Regions from separate parts of the Homo sapiens genome. Here all the other regions are linked to region 2. Evidence: read pairs that join two places in POLR2A ChIA-PET (ENCODE). Cell type or tissue: PC-9. All regions are shown on one strand. Region 1 holds the start of CES3 (carboxylesterase 3). Region 2 overlaps SLC9A5 (solute carrier family 9 member A5). Region 3 holds the start of LOC124903699 (a long non-coding RNA gene).

Region 1 (5,000 bases), 310 kb before region 2:
TTTCACATTTTTATGATTCCCTCAGTCATCATCGATGCCAAGACCTCTGAACCATAGCACAGTAAATGGTGGAATCCATGGGCATGTTCCCCCCAGTAGTCATGGACAGCAGCCCAGGGATTTGGAAGAAGTTGACCTGTTAATGTAAAGGAGCTTTGTCACTGGACTCTGAGCTGGGAGGAGCTGGGGACCTCTTAGCACCCACAACCCAGGTATTAATTAGGACATGAGAATTAAGGGCAGAGTTAGCATCTACCAAGGCAGGAGGCTGGGAGGATGGCTGGGGCCACAGTGAGTTGGATGGGAGACATTGAATCAACAACAGGCCATGCTGTTGGGTGGAGGTCGAGAGCAACTTCTGGTGGAGACTGGAAGGAGAGAAACTGGAGACAGCAAAGGTGGATGACTAGCTTTCCTAGAAATAAGAACAGAAGGGCCAGGCATGGTGGCTCACGCCTGTAATCCTGGCACTTTGGGAGGTGGAGGGAGGAGGATTTCTTGAGCCCAGGAGTTCGAGACCAGCCTGGTCAACATAGGGAGATCCCATCTCTACAAAAAACATACAAAAAGTAAAAAAATAACCAGGCATGACGGCACACATGCACCTGTAGTCGCAGCTACTTGGGAGGCCAAGGTGGGAGGATCACTTAAACCCAGGAGATTGAGGCTGCAGTGAGCCAAGATCATGCCACTATACTCTACCCTGGGTGACAGAGTGAGACCCTGTCTCCAAAAAAACAAAAAAGAAGAGGAAGAAAGAAAGAGAGGAAGGAAGGAAGGAAGTGGGGGGGAGGGAAAGAAAGCAAGAAAGAAAGAAAGAAGAAAGAGAAAGAAAAGAAAGAGAGACAAAGAAAAGAGAGGAAATAAAAAGAAAGAAAGAAAGAAAAGAAAGAAAAAGAAAGAGAGAAAGAAAGAAAGAGAAAGAAAGAGGAAGGAAGGAAGGAAGGGGAAAAACAGAAGAATGGAGCAATAGCTAGAGGGCAAAGTGGGTCAAGGCAGGCTTTGATGGTGGCATTTACACAGAAGCTGTGTTTGCAGCTGATGGGAGGGATGCTGCTACCAAAGAGACAGCCCTGGGGACGTGGGAGGGGACCAGGGTCTAGTGTCCATGGGTAGGTCCCAGAGCTGGGACTAGAGCAAGACAAGCAAGTGTAAAATTTAGAAGGCATTCATTCTCAGGTGCCGACCCTCTACTGGTATGACCCCGGGGGTGAGTGACTCTTTAACTTTTATGCCCTGGGCGCCTTGCTGGCCTGTCTCACCCTAGTCCTGGCCCTGGTAGGCCCATCCACAATGCTAGGAGGGAAGGCAGACCTAGCTGCAGGGAGTTGGGAAACGTGGCCTTGGGAGCAGATGGAGAGCTCTCCTGGCAGCATCTATACCCGAAGATGGAAGGTAAGATTGTGGGCGGAGAAGAGATCCAGGTGCCTTGATGTGAGTGTTGAAGGTGGAAAGCATGCCAGAGCCAGGTGCTAAAATCTTCAGCAAATGATCAAGGGGGTGTGGCTGGGGGGTGGCAGGGCTGTGATGGCAACAAGAAGAGGAAGGTGGAATAGGGAAGGACAAAGTCTGGAGGCAGCTCTGAAAAGGAGACCCCACCCCAGGCTGCCGGGGAAGATTCAGGAAGCTGCAATGGTTTTTTATGAATTTTTTTTTAGAGAGAGAGTCTTGCTATGTTGCCCAAGCTGGCCTCAAGCTCCTGGGCTGAAGCAATCCTCCTGCCTCAGCCGCCTGAGTAGCTGGGACTACAGACTTGTGCCACAATGCCCAGCTGGCACTAGTTATTTTTGGCAGAAGGGAAGTTTCATCCTAAAGCCTGTCTCTTCAGCTCTGGGTGCCAGCTGGAGCCCCGGAAGAGGATCTGGCATCGTGTTTAGGCACAACCCTCACTCTGTCTTTCACTGGGCCAGCAAATATCTATCCATCCTCCCACCGCCTACTCCCAGCCAGCCATGTTCCTGACACTGAGGCCCAGAAGTGAGTCCTGCCCTCCCTGGGGGTGGGAGCCTCCTAAGCCAGCAGAGAGACAGATGCCCTGCAGATCCCCGCCCCGGTCAAGAGCAGGCTTCCATCAGTTCTGGTTCCCAGACTCTCCTCTCCTCAGGCTTCCATGAGTTCTGGTTCCAAGCCCCTCCCCTCCTCTCCCCTCCCCTCCCTCCCTCCCTCCCTCTCTCTCTTTCTTTCTCTCTCTATTTTTCTTTTTTCTCTTTTTGTTTCTTTCTCTTTTTCTGTCTCTTTTTCTTTCTCTCTCTCCTTTCTCTCTCTCCTTCTTTCTCTCTCTCCTTTCTTTCTTCTCTCTCTCTCTTTCTCTCTTTCTTTGTCTTGCTCTATAGCCTAGCCTAGAGTGCAGTGGCATTATCACAGCTCACTGCAGTCTCGACAACCTGGGCTCAAGTGATCCTCTCACCTCAGCCTCCCAAGTAGCTGGGACCACAGGCATGCACCATCACACCTGGCTAATTTTTTTTATTTTTTCTAGAGACGTGTCTCCCTGTGTTGCCCAGGCTGGTCTCAAACTCCTGGGCTCAAGCGATCTTCCTGCCCCATCCTCCTAAAGCACTGGGATTACAGGTATGAGCCACCACACCCAGTCCCAAGCCTCATGTTTTCACACACACACTCACACACACATGCAAACATGTACCCTCACTTCAATGCTATGAGGTGGGTCCTATTATCATCACTGTTTTATTTTCTTTCACATTTTAACATGAGATTTGGAGGGGACAAAACATCCAAACCATATCAAGCCCTCACCTCAGGCTGGGTTGCCCACTCGGAGTGGCACCCCAGGGTCACTGGCCACCACTTCCTAGGGTCAGTGATGTGGTCACCTTGGGATGAACGCACAGGATTTCATGGAGATCACCAAGTCAGGAGAGCTGGAATTTGAAAACAGTGGGACGGGGAGGGCTGTCATATCAACCAGGCCTCTGCAGGGCACTCATCTAGCCCTGCCTCTGGCTCAGCCTGAGCATGGGGCTGGCCACCAGCTAGGTGGCGCTGTCCTTGGAGGTTCTATATCACAGCCCTTTAGAGATCGGTGGTGCTGAAGGGCAGGGATCTTATTCCACCTTCTGAAGCTTCTGTCGAACCAGTTGTAAGGAGAATGGAGAGAGCAGTGAGAGTGGAGTCCGGGGTCCTGGTCGGGGTGGTCTGTCTGCTCCTGGCATGCCCTGCCACAGCCACTGGTAAGACACACCTGCTGGGCCTGCAGAGGTACTTGGTGTGGAGGAGTCAAGAGTGAGACAGGGACAGGGAGCAGTGGGCCGACCGCTCAGGAAACAGTCCTGTTTGGAGGCAGACCAGGGGTTGTGCATTCTCTCTGGGCAGGCGCTCTGCTCTTGCTGTATTTGTTTCGTTGTTTTTGTTGTTGTTGTTTGAGACAGAGTTTTGCTCTTGTTACCCAGGCTGGAGTGCAATGGCGCGATCTCGGCTCACTGCAACCTCCGCCTCCTGGATTCAAGCGATTCTCCTGCCTCAGCCTCCTGAGTAGCTGGGATTACAGGCACCTGCCACCATGGCCGGCTAATTTTTGTATTTTTAGGAGAGATGGGGTTTCACCATGTGGGCCAGGCTGGTCTCAAACTCCTGACCTCAGGTGACCCACCTGCCTCGGCCTCCCAAAGTGCTGGGATTACAGGCGTGAGCCACCGCACCTGGCCTGTCTTTATGTCTTAAGGGGGCCTGAGATTTGTTTTAATGAAGTATAGTAAGACAAGCAGATATGCAAATGACTATCATGAGGGAAGGAGTTTGCTCGTAGTTCCCTGTGAACAGGAAGCAGGCCATGCCACATAGGGCCACAGAGGGAAGCACCAGGTGGCATCAGCCAGGAGGCAGAGGGAGCAGGGGGAAAATGTGGGCAAGCCCCTTTGACACGGTTGCCACGGGAAGGAATAGGCAAGGCAGGCTAAAGAGGTTTACGATTGGCAGCAGGCTCTGGGGAAAGGGGCTGTCCCCAGCCAGCTTCCTGGTACCCGGCTCTGTGGTGATTATGGCTGGTGGATGGCAGCCAGGAGCTGAGAGCTGTATAAAGGAGGTGGTTGGGTATGGCTCTGGACTGGTTTGCCTTTGCTCCCTAGAGAGATGCCTGCCAATTCCACCTCCCCAGAGAGCTGCCTCCTATCTCTAGGAATTGTCTAGCCTGGGAGAGGCAGTCCTCCAGTCTTAGTCTGTTTGTGTTGTTGTAAAAGAATACAGGAAGCTGGGTAATTCACAAAGAAAAGAAGTTTAGTTAGGCCACAGTTCTGCAGGCCGTACAAGAAACATGGTGCCAGCTGGGCATGATGGCTCACACCTGTCGTCCCAGCACTTGGGGAGGCTGAGGTGAAAGGATTGCTTGAGCCCAGGGGTTTGAGACCAGCCTGGGCAACATAATGAGACCCCATCTCTACTTTTTAAAAAATAATTCAGGGCTGGGCATGATGGCTCATGCCTGTAATGCCAGCACTTTGGGAGCCCCAGGTGGATGGATTACTTGAGGTCAGGAGTTCGAGACCAGCCTGGCCAACATGATGAAACCCCGTCTCTACTAAAAATACAAAAATTAGCCAGGCGTTGTGGTGCACACCTGTAATCCCAGCTACTTGGGAGGCTGAGGCCCTGGAGTCGCTTGAACTCGGGAGTCAGAGGTTGCAGTGAGCCAAGATCGTGCCACTGCACTCCAGCTTGGTCAACAGAGCTAGACCCTGTCTCAAACACAAAAAATAAAAACAAAGAAATGGGCAAGTGGCTGGCCCCAAGGCACAAGGCCCTAGTGGCAGGCCCGGTCTGGCCTGGAGTGGAGTGGTAGTGACTCTCAGGCAGGCAGGGAGGAGGAAGTTGGGCGTCAACCTAAGACCAGGCTCACCGGCTTGCTGGGAAGGTTACCAAGATGCTGTGTGGTAAGTACTGAGAACAGCCTGAGGGTTTGTCTTTCACTCCTTCCCCTCATGGGGGCTGCAAACTCACCCCGTGGCCTTTCTGTCCTTCCCTCAGGGCCCGAAGTTGCTCAGCCT
Region 2 (5,000 bases):
CAAGTGCTCATGTTTCCAGTGGATCGTGGGATTTGGGGCTGAAAGAAGAGGATGGGGGAGCTGGAAAGTGTGGTCCTCATGACTTCCTCCGGGGACTTAGCTTCCTCTGGTCGCTTCCTTGGGCTCCGCAATGTCAGTTCTCTTCCTCCCAAGTCCCCACCTCTTAGGCCAGTGCTTGAAACAGCCAGAGGAGAAAGCAAGTGTCTCTGCCAACGTGTGTTCTGCCTAGGGAGACAGGGAGCTGGCTTGGGGCTGTGTAGTCCCAACAGGCAGCTGCCAGCCCAGGATGCCTGACTCTGCTCTTGTCTCTGTCCAGCTGCTGTGATATTAACCGTGGAGTCTGAGGAGGAGGAGGAGGAGAGCGACAGTTCAGAGACAGAGAAGGAGGACGATGAGGGGATCATCTTTGTGGCTCGTGCCACCAGTGAGGTTCTCCAAGAGGGCAAGGTCTCAGGTAATGGCTTCCTCCCTGCCCACCTCCCCTCTGGAGCAAGCTGGTTTCCTCTCTCTTCACTCATGGCCTCTACTCCAGACAACTCCCTTTTCCTATTCACTAGTTTATTCATCAGCCAGCATTTGCAGAGCCTCTTCTTCATACCAGATGCCCGACATAGGTAATATTCAACCCTCACAACAACCAAGATGGGGAAACTGAGCTTAGAGAGCTTAAGAGACTTGTGACTTGTCCAGCATCACATAGTAGAACCAGAATTTGAACCTGACTCATCTGACTCCCAAGCCCACAGCCTTTCTTTTTTTAATTTTTAAATTTATTTTATTTTATTTGAGACAGAGTTTTGCTCTTGTCATCCAGGCTGGAGTGCAGTGGTGCGATCTCAGCTCACTGCAACCTCTGGCTCCCGGGTTCAAGCAATTCTCCTGCCTCAGCCTCCCTAGTAGCTGGGATTACAGACGTGCACCCCCACGCCTGGCTAATTTTCATATTTTTAGTGGAGATGGGGTTTCACCATGTTGGCCAGGCTGGTCTTGAACTCCTGACCTCAGGTGATCCACCCACCTTGGTCTCCCAAAGTGCTGGGATTACAGGCGTGAGCCACCATGCCCGGCCTATTCTTTTCTTTTTTTTTTTTTTTTTAAATGCCATTCTTGCATTGCTATAATCTTTTTTTTCTTTTTCTTTTTTTTTTTTGAGACAGGATCTCACTCTGTCACCCAGGCTGGATCATGGATTGCACAATGGCATGATCATGGCTCACTGCAGCCTTGATCTCCAGGGCTCAAGTGATCCTCCCACCTCAGCTTCCCGAGTAGTTGGGACTACCGGTGTGCACTAGCACACCCAGCTGTTGTTTTTTTTTTTTTTTTTTTTTTTGCTACGGGGTTTTGCTCTTGTTGCCCAGGCTGGAGTGTAATGGTGTGACTCAGGTCATGGCAACCTCTGCCTCTCGGGTTCAAGTGATTCTTCTGCCTCCGCCTCCCGAGTAGCTGGGATTACAGGCATGCGCCACCACACCCAGCTAATTTTGTATTTTTAGTAGAGATGGGGTGTCTCCATGTTGGTCAGGCTGGTTTCGAACTCCTGACCTCAGGTGATCTGCCCTCCTCGGCCTCCCAAAGTGCTGGGATTACAGGCATGAGCCACCGTGCTCAGCACCCAGCTGATTTTTAAAAATTGTTTGTAGAGATGAGGTTTCACTGTGTTGCCCAGGCTGGTCTCAAACTCCTGGCAGTCTTCCCTCCTTGGCCTCCCAAAATGCTGGGATTGCAGGTGTCAGCCACCGTGCCCACCCACACCCTTTCAAGGCCATGCTGCCTCCCTTTGTAGTCTAGTGAGGAATAGGAGGTGGTGAGCAAACCATGGGCTCTGTTGAGACCCATGCCCTCAAGTAGATCCCCAGGTGAAGGTGGCAGCCTGACCTGGAGGAGCAGCCTGAATTCATCAAAATGGAGTTATTGTGGACAAAAATACAGTATATAAGCATTTTTCTGTATGTATAGAGACCTAATTCACTCATATTGTTAGTATCACTGGTGGTTGGCACCCTCAAGTGTCTTTAAACATTTTTTATTATAGAAAATTTCAAAATATACAATGATAGAACTATAAAATAAACTCCCATCTATCCATTATCCAGCTTCAATAATTACCTACTCATAGCCAATCTTATTTCACCTAAACCTCACCTATGCCCCACCCTCCACTGGGTTCCTTTGATGCAAGTCTCAAATATCATATCACTTTATCAATAAATACTTCAGTACATGTCTCTAAAATATAAGGATTCTTTTTTTTTCTTTCAAGATGGTCTCTCTCTGTCACCCAGGCTGGAGTGCAGTGGTGCGATCATAGCTCACTGCAGCCTTGAATGCCCCGACTTAAGCAGTCCTTTTGCCTTAGCCTCCCGAGTAGCTGGGACTACAGGCACACACCATCATGCCCAGCCTTTTTTTTTTTTTTTTTTCTGGTAGAGATGAGGCCTTGTTATGTTGCCCAGGCTAGTCTTAAAGTCCTGAGCTCAAGTGATCTTTACTTCTCAGCCTCCTAAAGTGATGAGATGAAAGGCGTGAACTACCATGCCCAGCCAGATAAGGATTTTTTTTTTTTTTTTTTTGAGTTAGGATCTCTCTTTGACACCCAAGCAAGAGTGCAGTGGCCGGATCATGACTCACTGCTTCCTCAACCTCTTGGGCTCAAGCCACTCCACCCGGCCTCAGATAAGGATTCCTGATGCATGCCTCTAGTCAATTGACCCCAGGAGGCTGAGGCTGCAGTGAGCTATGATCACGCCACTACACTCCAGCCTGGGCAACAGAACAACACTCTGTCTCTTGGGGAAGAAAAAAGGATTCTTTAAAAAATATGTAACCACAATGCCTTTCCCATATCTAAAAATCTGTCATCAAACATCGTTCAAATTTCCCTGATTATATATATATATATATATATATATATATATATATATATATATATATATATATTTTTACAGTAGGCTTGTCCAATGTCCCTTTTAACCTATAGCAGTGATTCTCCAGGGGGATGGTGGTGGAGTGATTTTGCTCCCCCAGGGGACATTTGGCAATGCCCAGAGACATTTTTGGTTGTCACAACTGGGGAGGATGGCCTTGGATGGAGGGGTAGAGGCCAGGGATGCTGCTAAACATCCTACAATGAACAGGACAACCCTCACCAGCAAAGGAGTAGCTGTCCCAAAATGTCAAGTGTCAACTTTGATAAACCCTGATCCATAGTTTCCCCCAAACCCCCTACTTTTTTTTCTTCACGATGTATTTACTGAAGAAACCTGCTTATTTGTCCTACAGTCTTTCTCTGTCTGGATTTTGTTGGTTGCATCCCCAAAGTGTCATTTAATATGTTTCTCTGTCTCTTAAATTTCCTTTAAACCAGTAAATCCACAGGCAGTGGCTCACACCTATAATTCCAGCACTTCGGGAGGCCAAGGTGTGCAGATCACCTGAGGTCAGGAGTTTGAGACCAGTCTGGCCAACATGGTGAAAACCTGTCTCTACTAAAAATACGAAAAAAAAAAAATTAGCTAGGCATGGTGGTGGGCACCTGTAATCCCAGCTACTCTGGAGGCTGAGATGGGAGAATAGCTTGAACCTGAGAGGTGGAGACTGCAGTGAGCTGAGATCGTGCCTCTACACTCTAGCCTAGGTGACAGAGCAAGACTCCATCTCAAACAAACAAAAAAACAAAAAACCTCGCCTCATCAATTATTTGGTTACTTTGAGGTACAGTTCACCCAGTAAATGCTTGATTCTTTCATTTATCAGTTTTCAGACCAAAGAATTCATTCCCTAGCAGCCTGTAAAGGTGAATACCAAAGGTTTTTTGTTTTACACTTTTTGTTGTTGTTATCGCATTTTAATATTCCAGGTCTTTCAAGAGATACCATTTTACTTTTAATCATAGCATCAATACATTTCACACATGTACTCAAACAGAAGCTTATTGGGCTGCTCAGGACTTTATCGATGAACAGATACAGGCTGTACTGTACTTTGGAGAGCTGGGGTGGTTGGTGGCCAGAGGAATTCTCTTTCCAGGTTTCCTCCTTCAGAACCTCAGATTTCCTGTAATTCAGCCCCGCCCCTGCAGTTCTGGGATTCTTAGCTCAGGTCCCCTATGCCTCGTCATCCCCTTTGCGGCAAAGCTCTGGCCTGCTGTTAGGTTTGCATGAGCTCACACTCCTGGGCTTTGTCCCACCAAAGGGCTGTGGTGGGTACTCAGGCAGGATGCTCAGCAGAAAAACCTTTGGCCTGTAGCCTCCAGGTCTTTCTTTCCCTCTCTGGTGGCTGGCGTTTCTCCCTCGCTGGTTGGCTGGGATGGGGCTTGGCAGGAGGCTGTTTCAGAGACCAGTGCTGCAGTAGGGTGAGGGGACTGGAGATGGGGCTTCCTGCCTGGCTCCTGCTTTTGCTATCTTCTTATTTTTTATTTTTATTTATTTTTTATATAGAGTCTCACTCTTTCACCCAGGCTGGAGTGCAGTGGCGAGATCTCGGCTCATTGCAACCTCTGCCTCCCGGGTTCAAGTGATTCTCTTGCCTCAGCCTCCCGAGTACCTGGGATTACAGGCGTGTGCCACTGTGCTTGGCTAATTTTTGTATTTTTAGTAGAGACAGGGTTTCATCATGTTGGCCAGGCTGGTCACTAACTCCTGAGCTCAGGTGATCCACCACCTTGGCCTCCCAAAGTGCTGGGATTACGGCATGAGCCATAAGCCAACTTTCCTTATTTTCGTTTCTTTGATGAAAATAATGTTCAATTTCTTGAGCAACTACTGTGTGCCCGGCCCTGTGCTAGGTGTTGGGGATAGAGTGGAGAGTAAAACAAGCTGTGGTACTTCGCCTCAGCAAGACATTCATCCGATAATCGCAAAAATGGACGGCATATGGAAACTGTGGCATGAATTTATAAGAATGTGCTTATACTTGAGATTTCCACTGTATTGGTAATGAGTTCATGTGTACTCTCTGTCCCCAGGAAGCCTTGAGGTGTGCCCAAGCCCACGAATCAT
Region 3 (5,000 bases), 390 kb before region 2:
AGGCTGAGGCAGGAGGATTGCCTGAGCCCAGGAGGTCAAGGCTGCAGTGAGCTATAATCACGCCACTGTACTCCAGCCTGGGCAACAGAGCAAGACTCTGTCTTAAAAAAAATGGATAGAAGGGTGTCTCACAAAGTACATGGGTCCAGCCAGATGTGACTAGTTTCTACAGCAAAGAGGAGGTTCATGGGGAAACATTTGGCATTGCTGCAATAAAACTGGATGGATTCCTTTTACTGCAGAATTTTAAAGCCTTGACTATACACACTGTGCATTCTGAATCTCTTCCAAGGTGGGGTAGTGGGCTATGGATCTTTTCTCTCAGAACATTTTGTGGGATCGTGTTCCAGGGAGCATGCTTTAGGAAAGCAGGAGGGAGATGCCCTCTCAAGTCCTTTCCAGCCCTGGCCCAAGGGTTGGAGATGGGGCAGGCAGCCCTGGCCATAAAATCCAAGCCCTTCCTTTGGCCCACAAGGCCAGGACCTTTGCCCCTGCTGTTTTCTCTCCATAACTTCCTTCAGATCTCTCCCGAAAGCCTTCCTGGATTTCCTATCTACAAGGGCGGTGCCTCCAGTCCTCACCCACAGGGCAGGTGCAGCTGCAACCTGGCCTCTTCTCTGTTGCCTTCTTGCCCCAGAGAGTGGGTGTGCTGTGTCTTCTTCCCTCCCACTCCTATGTGTAAGTGTGTAAGGCAGACTTTAATGAATTGTTCCTGATTATTAAATATATGTTCCATGTTTAAAAATAAGAAAAGTAGGCCAGAGGCGGTGGCTCACGCCTGTGATCACAGCACTTTCGGAGGCTGAGGCAGGAGGATTGTTTGAGTCCAGGAGTTTGACACCAACCCCGGGTAACAGAGCGAGACTCTGTCTCTATTTAAAAAAAAAAAAAAATGAGTAGGGCTGGAGTGGTGGCTCACACCTGTGATCCCAGCACTTTGGGTGACTGGAGAGGATTGCTTGAGCCCAGGAGTTCAAAACCAGCCCTGGCAACATAGCAAGACCATGTCTCTATTAAATAAATTAGTAAAAAAAAATTTTTTTTAATTAAAAAGATATAAGAATAGTAAATAATGAAATAAATGGAAAAATAAAGAATGTAAGAGTTCCAGCTGGGCTGTGGTGGTGCACACCTGTAGTCCCAGCTACTTAGGAAGCTGAGGTAGGAGGATCTATTGAGCCCAGGAGTTCAAATGCAGTGAGCTATGATTGCGCCACTGCACTGCAGCCTGATGGGAGACTGTCTCAAAAATAAAGAAATAAAGAAATAGACCTACAGTTTTATGACCCAGAGATAAGCATTGGTAACTGCTGGCTTGTGTGTCCTACTAAACTTTTCTCTGCATATAAACAGGTGTGCACACGGGGAGGAAAAGGGGATAGAGAAGAAATACAGAAATAAATCGTTGTTGTTATCAAAACGCCTTCTCTTTGTCGTAAACGTGTTTTTCCACTTGGTGTTCTGTCCTGGCCAATTCCAACCGCGCGCCTGCTCAGGCCGAGGTGAGATCCCTGCAGCCCCAACCTGGGGTGCTGACACCCTTGCACACCACCCTTGTGCGCAGCCCCCAGTGCTCGCATGCTTTTTGCATAGAGTTGCTCACCGGCTCGCTCCGACCAGGGCTTCCCCGGAAAAGGTGGGGAGGGGCTCCTAGGCACTCGCGGTTTCCTGGAGATCCACCGTCTCCCTGGGTAGCTCAGGCCGGTGCTCCAAGGCCATTGCCTGCTGACGCAGCCGACTCTGCGGTCTCCTACAGCATGCGCCTCCTGGGAGCGAGCTCGCCGGGCCGCGCCCCCTGCTGGCCGTGTCCCCTGAAGCCTCGGCCGCAAATGCGCGCCGCTTGAGCCTCGGAGGTTCGGAGTCTCCTCTCCCAGCTTCCTCTTCTCCGTCCACGCCCACCAGACTTTTAGGCCGTTCTACTCTCCAAACTACCCTTCTTGAAAGGATGTGAGTCATTTGCCAATTGGAGTGCAAACGACAACCACAAAGCCCACACAAATGCCCTTCCATGTAGTTTTACTGAGGCTCAGAGGAAGTGACTGGCCCGCAGGGTCACACAGCAAGTAGGTGGCAGAGCCGGGCCTCAGTCCTGAGACCCACAGGGTGATGGAAAATTCTTCTCTCTCCTCCCCCTTCTCCTCCTCTTCTTCTCCTACTCCTCCTCCTGTCCTTCTTCCTCCTCCTCCTCCCCCCTCCTCCTCCCCCTCCTCCCCCCTCCTCCCTTCTCCTCCTTCTCCTCCTCCTCCTACCCCCTCCTCCTCTCCCTCCTCCTACCCCCTCCTCCTCTCCCTCCTCCTCCCCCTTTCCCTCCTCCTCCCCCTTCCTCTCCTCTCCTCCCTCCTCCCCCTCCTCCCTCCTCCTCCCTCCTCCTCCTTCCTCCTCCTCCCTTCCTCCTGCCCCCTCCTCCTCCCTTCTCCTCCTTCTCCTCCTCCTCCTTCTCCTCCTACCCCCTCCTCCACTCCCTCCTCCTCCCCCCTTCTTCTCCTCTCCTCCCTCCTCCCCTCTCCTCCTTCCTCCTCCTCCCTCCTCCCCCCTCCTCCTCCCTCCTCCTCCCTCCTCCTCTACCTCCTTCTTCTTCTTGTTTTCTTCTGTTGGCCTGTCTCTGTTGCCCAGGCTGGTCTCAAACTCTTGGCCTCAAGGGATCCACCTGCCTTGGCCTCCCAAAGCACTGGGACTACAGGCATGAGCCACCACCCCTGACCAAGGTGATGGAAAATAATGAGCCCACTCCTGAATAAGGCCTGATTGGGGATGAGTGGGACTTGATGGTGGCAAAGAGAGCAGTTGCTTTGCCCCTAGGGCACAGATCACTGCAGTCTTGTGTGCAGCTGCTCTTTCTGGTGAGTGAAAGGAATTGCCCCTCTTTGGAAAAGAGGCTGAAAAACACAGGTCATATTTCCCCCAGAGAGTCTGCCCATCCTCCTCTACAGGAGAGCAAGCCTTAGCATTGGCTTTAGCTTGAGGCACTTAAAACAACAATTTTTAGGCCTCCCGACAACCTGGTAAACTTGTTGGTGGTGTTACTTCAGAGGAGATTTGAATAAAGGGCTGAAGAAGGACTTGTATTTTTCAAAAATTCTCAAGCATTTTTCACTGGCACAGCCTCAAGCCTTGCTAAACCATCCCTGAGCTAGCTGCCCCACAGGGAGGGGTAGCTCTTCTGGCTTTATTCAGATGCTCTGGGGAGTGAGAATGCCACAGAACTACTGCAATGACAAACTTTTCTGCTAACTGACAAAGAACAAAGACACTTGAGATTTTTACAAATTGTCCTAGATATCAGCGTGGACGTTACAGCTTTTTTTTTTTTTTTTTTTTCCGCAACATAATTTTGCTCTGTTGCCCAGGCTGGAATGCAGTGGCATGACCTCGGCTCACCGCAGCCTCCACCTCCCGGGTTCAGTCGGTTCTTGTGCTTCAGCCTCCTGAGTAGCTGGGACTATAGGCATGTACCACCACACTCACTTGGCTAATTTTTGTATTTTTGTAGAGACGGGGTTTCACCATGCTGGCGAGGCTGGTGTCAAACTCCTGGCCTCAAGTGATCCGCCCACCTCAGCCTCCCAAAGTGCTGAGATTACAGGCATAAGCCACTATGCGTGGCCGGATGCTACAGCTTTAACAGTGAGATAGAAACTGGCTGCCACTGTCTCAGGTCTTCCTGACACAAGATCATCCTCAAATCCAGCTTTCCTAACATTCCATAGATGTCTTGTCTGTAGCCAGGCACAGTGGCTTATGCCTATAAGCCCAGCACTTTGGGAGGCCAAGGTGGGCGATCACTTGAGCTCAGGAGTTCAAGATCACCTGGGCAACATAGTGGGAGTCTCTCTACAAAAAATTCAAAAATTAGCCATGTGTGGTGGTGTTCGCCTGTAGTCCCAGGATCGCTTGAGCCTGGGAGGTTGAAGCTGCAGTGAGCTGTTCCTGCGCCACTGCACTCCAGCCTGGGCGACAGAGCAAGACCCTGTCTCAAAAAAAAAAAAAAAAAAAAAAAAAAAGTCTTGTCTGCATAGGTGAGGAATCAGGGGACTTTGCAGGAATCATCCAAGAGGTCCATTTCTTTACCCCTGTCACTCACCTGGGTGGTTTTGTTTTTGTTTTGTTTTGTTTTTGAGACAGAGTCTTGCTTTGTCATCCGGGCTGGAGTGATCTCAGCTCACTGCAACCTCTGCCTCCTGTGTTCAAGAGATTCTCTTGCATCTGGCTGTTTTAAAAATAGTGTTGCAGCTGGGTGCAGTGGCTCATACCTGTAATCCCAGCACTTTGGGAGGCTGAGACGGGCCGATTGCCTGAGCTCAGGAGTTCGAGACCAGCCTGGGCAATGTGGTGAAACCCCGTCTCTACTAAAAATACAAACAAACAAACAAAAAAATTAGCCAGGCGTGGCAGCGTGTGCCTGTAGTCCCAGATACTTGGGAGGCTGAGGCAGGAGAATTGCTTGAACCCAGGAGGCAGAGGTTGCAGTGAGCCAAGATTGTGCCACTGCACTCCAGCCTAGGCAGCAGAGCAAGACTCTGTCTCAAAAAAAGAATAAATAAATAAAAAATAAAATAAAAATAGTTTTGCTTTTCCCCCCCTCATTATACAAGTTATGCTAGATGGAGTAATGTATATTTACTGTAAAAAATTTGTAATGTTCACCTTTGTCTCTTTAGGATAAATTGAAATAAGTAGAATTAGTGGATCAAAGGTATGCCCATTGAGTAGCCTCCATGTATGCTCTGTATTAGTCAGTTTTCACACTGCTATGAAGAATACCTGAGACTGCATAATTTATAAAGGAAAGAGGTTTAATTGACTCACATTTCCGCATGGCTGGGGAGGCCTCAGGAAACTTACAATCATGGCAGAAGACAAAGGGGAAGCAAGACACGTTTTAAATGGCGGCAGGCAAGCAAGAGCACAGGGGAAACTGTCTGTTATAAACAATCAGATCTCCACGAGGTCAGGAGATCCAGACCATCCTGGCTAACACAGTGAAATCCTGTTTCTACTAA

What was found. ChIA-PET counts read pairs that join two places held together with the same protein. Peaks named below come from ENCODE experiments on the same cell type or tissue, not always from the same donor. Only the 100,000 strongest peaks of a DNase experiment are listed, where the experiment ranks them.
Region 1: POLR2A ChIA-PET joins it to region 2 with 24 read pairs; 3 of 35 experiments call an interaction of 5 or more read pairs at or near these places.
Region 3: POLR2A ChIA-PET joins it to region 2 with 20 read pairs; 2 of 35 experiments call an interaction of 5 or more read pairs at or near these places.

What each region holds. Positions count from the first base shown.
Region 1 is chr16:66,958,199-66,963,198 of GRCh38, forward strand. CES3 (carboxylesterase 3) reads left to right here and starts at 3,068. Exons shown (of 13, transcript NM_024922.6): 1 at 3,068-3,191; 2 at 4,981-5,000. The coding sequence starts at 3,110. RefSeq lists enhancers at 2,710-2,959, 2,764-3,265, 3,050-3,259. In PC-9, CTCF peaks have their summits at 3,017 and 3,220; a DNase peak (open chromatin) is centred at 3,003.
Region 2 is chr16:67,265,772-67,270,771 of GRCh38, forward strand. SLC9A5 (solute carrier family 9 member A5) reads left to right here. Exons shown (of 16, transcript NM_004594.3): 15 at 317-454; 16 at 4,967-5,000. It overlaps LOC124903701 (a long non-coding RNA gene), which reads right to left. Exons shown (of 3, transcript XR_007065092.1): 3 at 1-340. Among named protein-coding and RNA genes, the nearest start is that of PLEKHG4, 11 kb to the right of the region's middle. RefSeq lists a silencer at 4,863-5,000. In PC-9, no CTCF peak of the experiment used is centred here; a DNase peak (open chromatin) is centred at 2,660.
Region 3 is chr16:66,871,512-66,876,511 of GRCh38, forward strand. It overlaps LOC124903699 (a long non-coding RNA gene), which reads right to left and starts at 1,744. Exons shown (of 4, transcript XR_007065088.1): 1 at 1,604-1,744. In PC-9, CTCF peaks have their summits at 1,812 (motif pointing left) and 2,014; a DNase peak (open chromatin) is centred at 1,910; H3K4me3 peaks cover 979 bases; H3K27ac peaks cover 563 bases.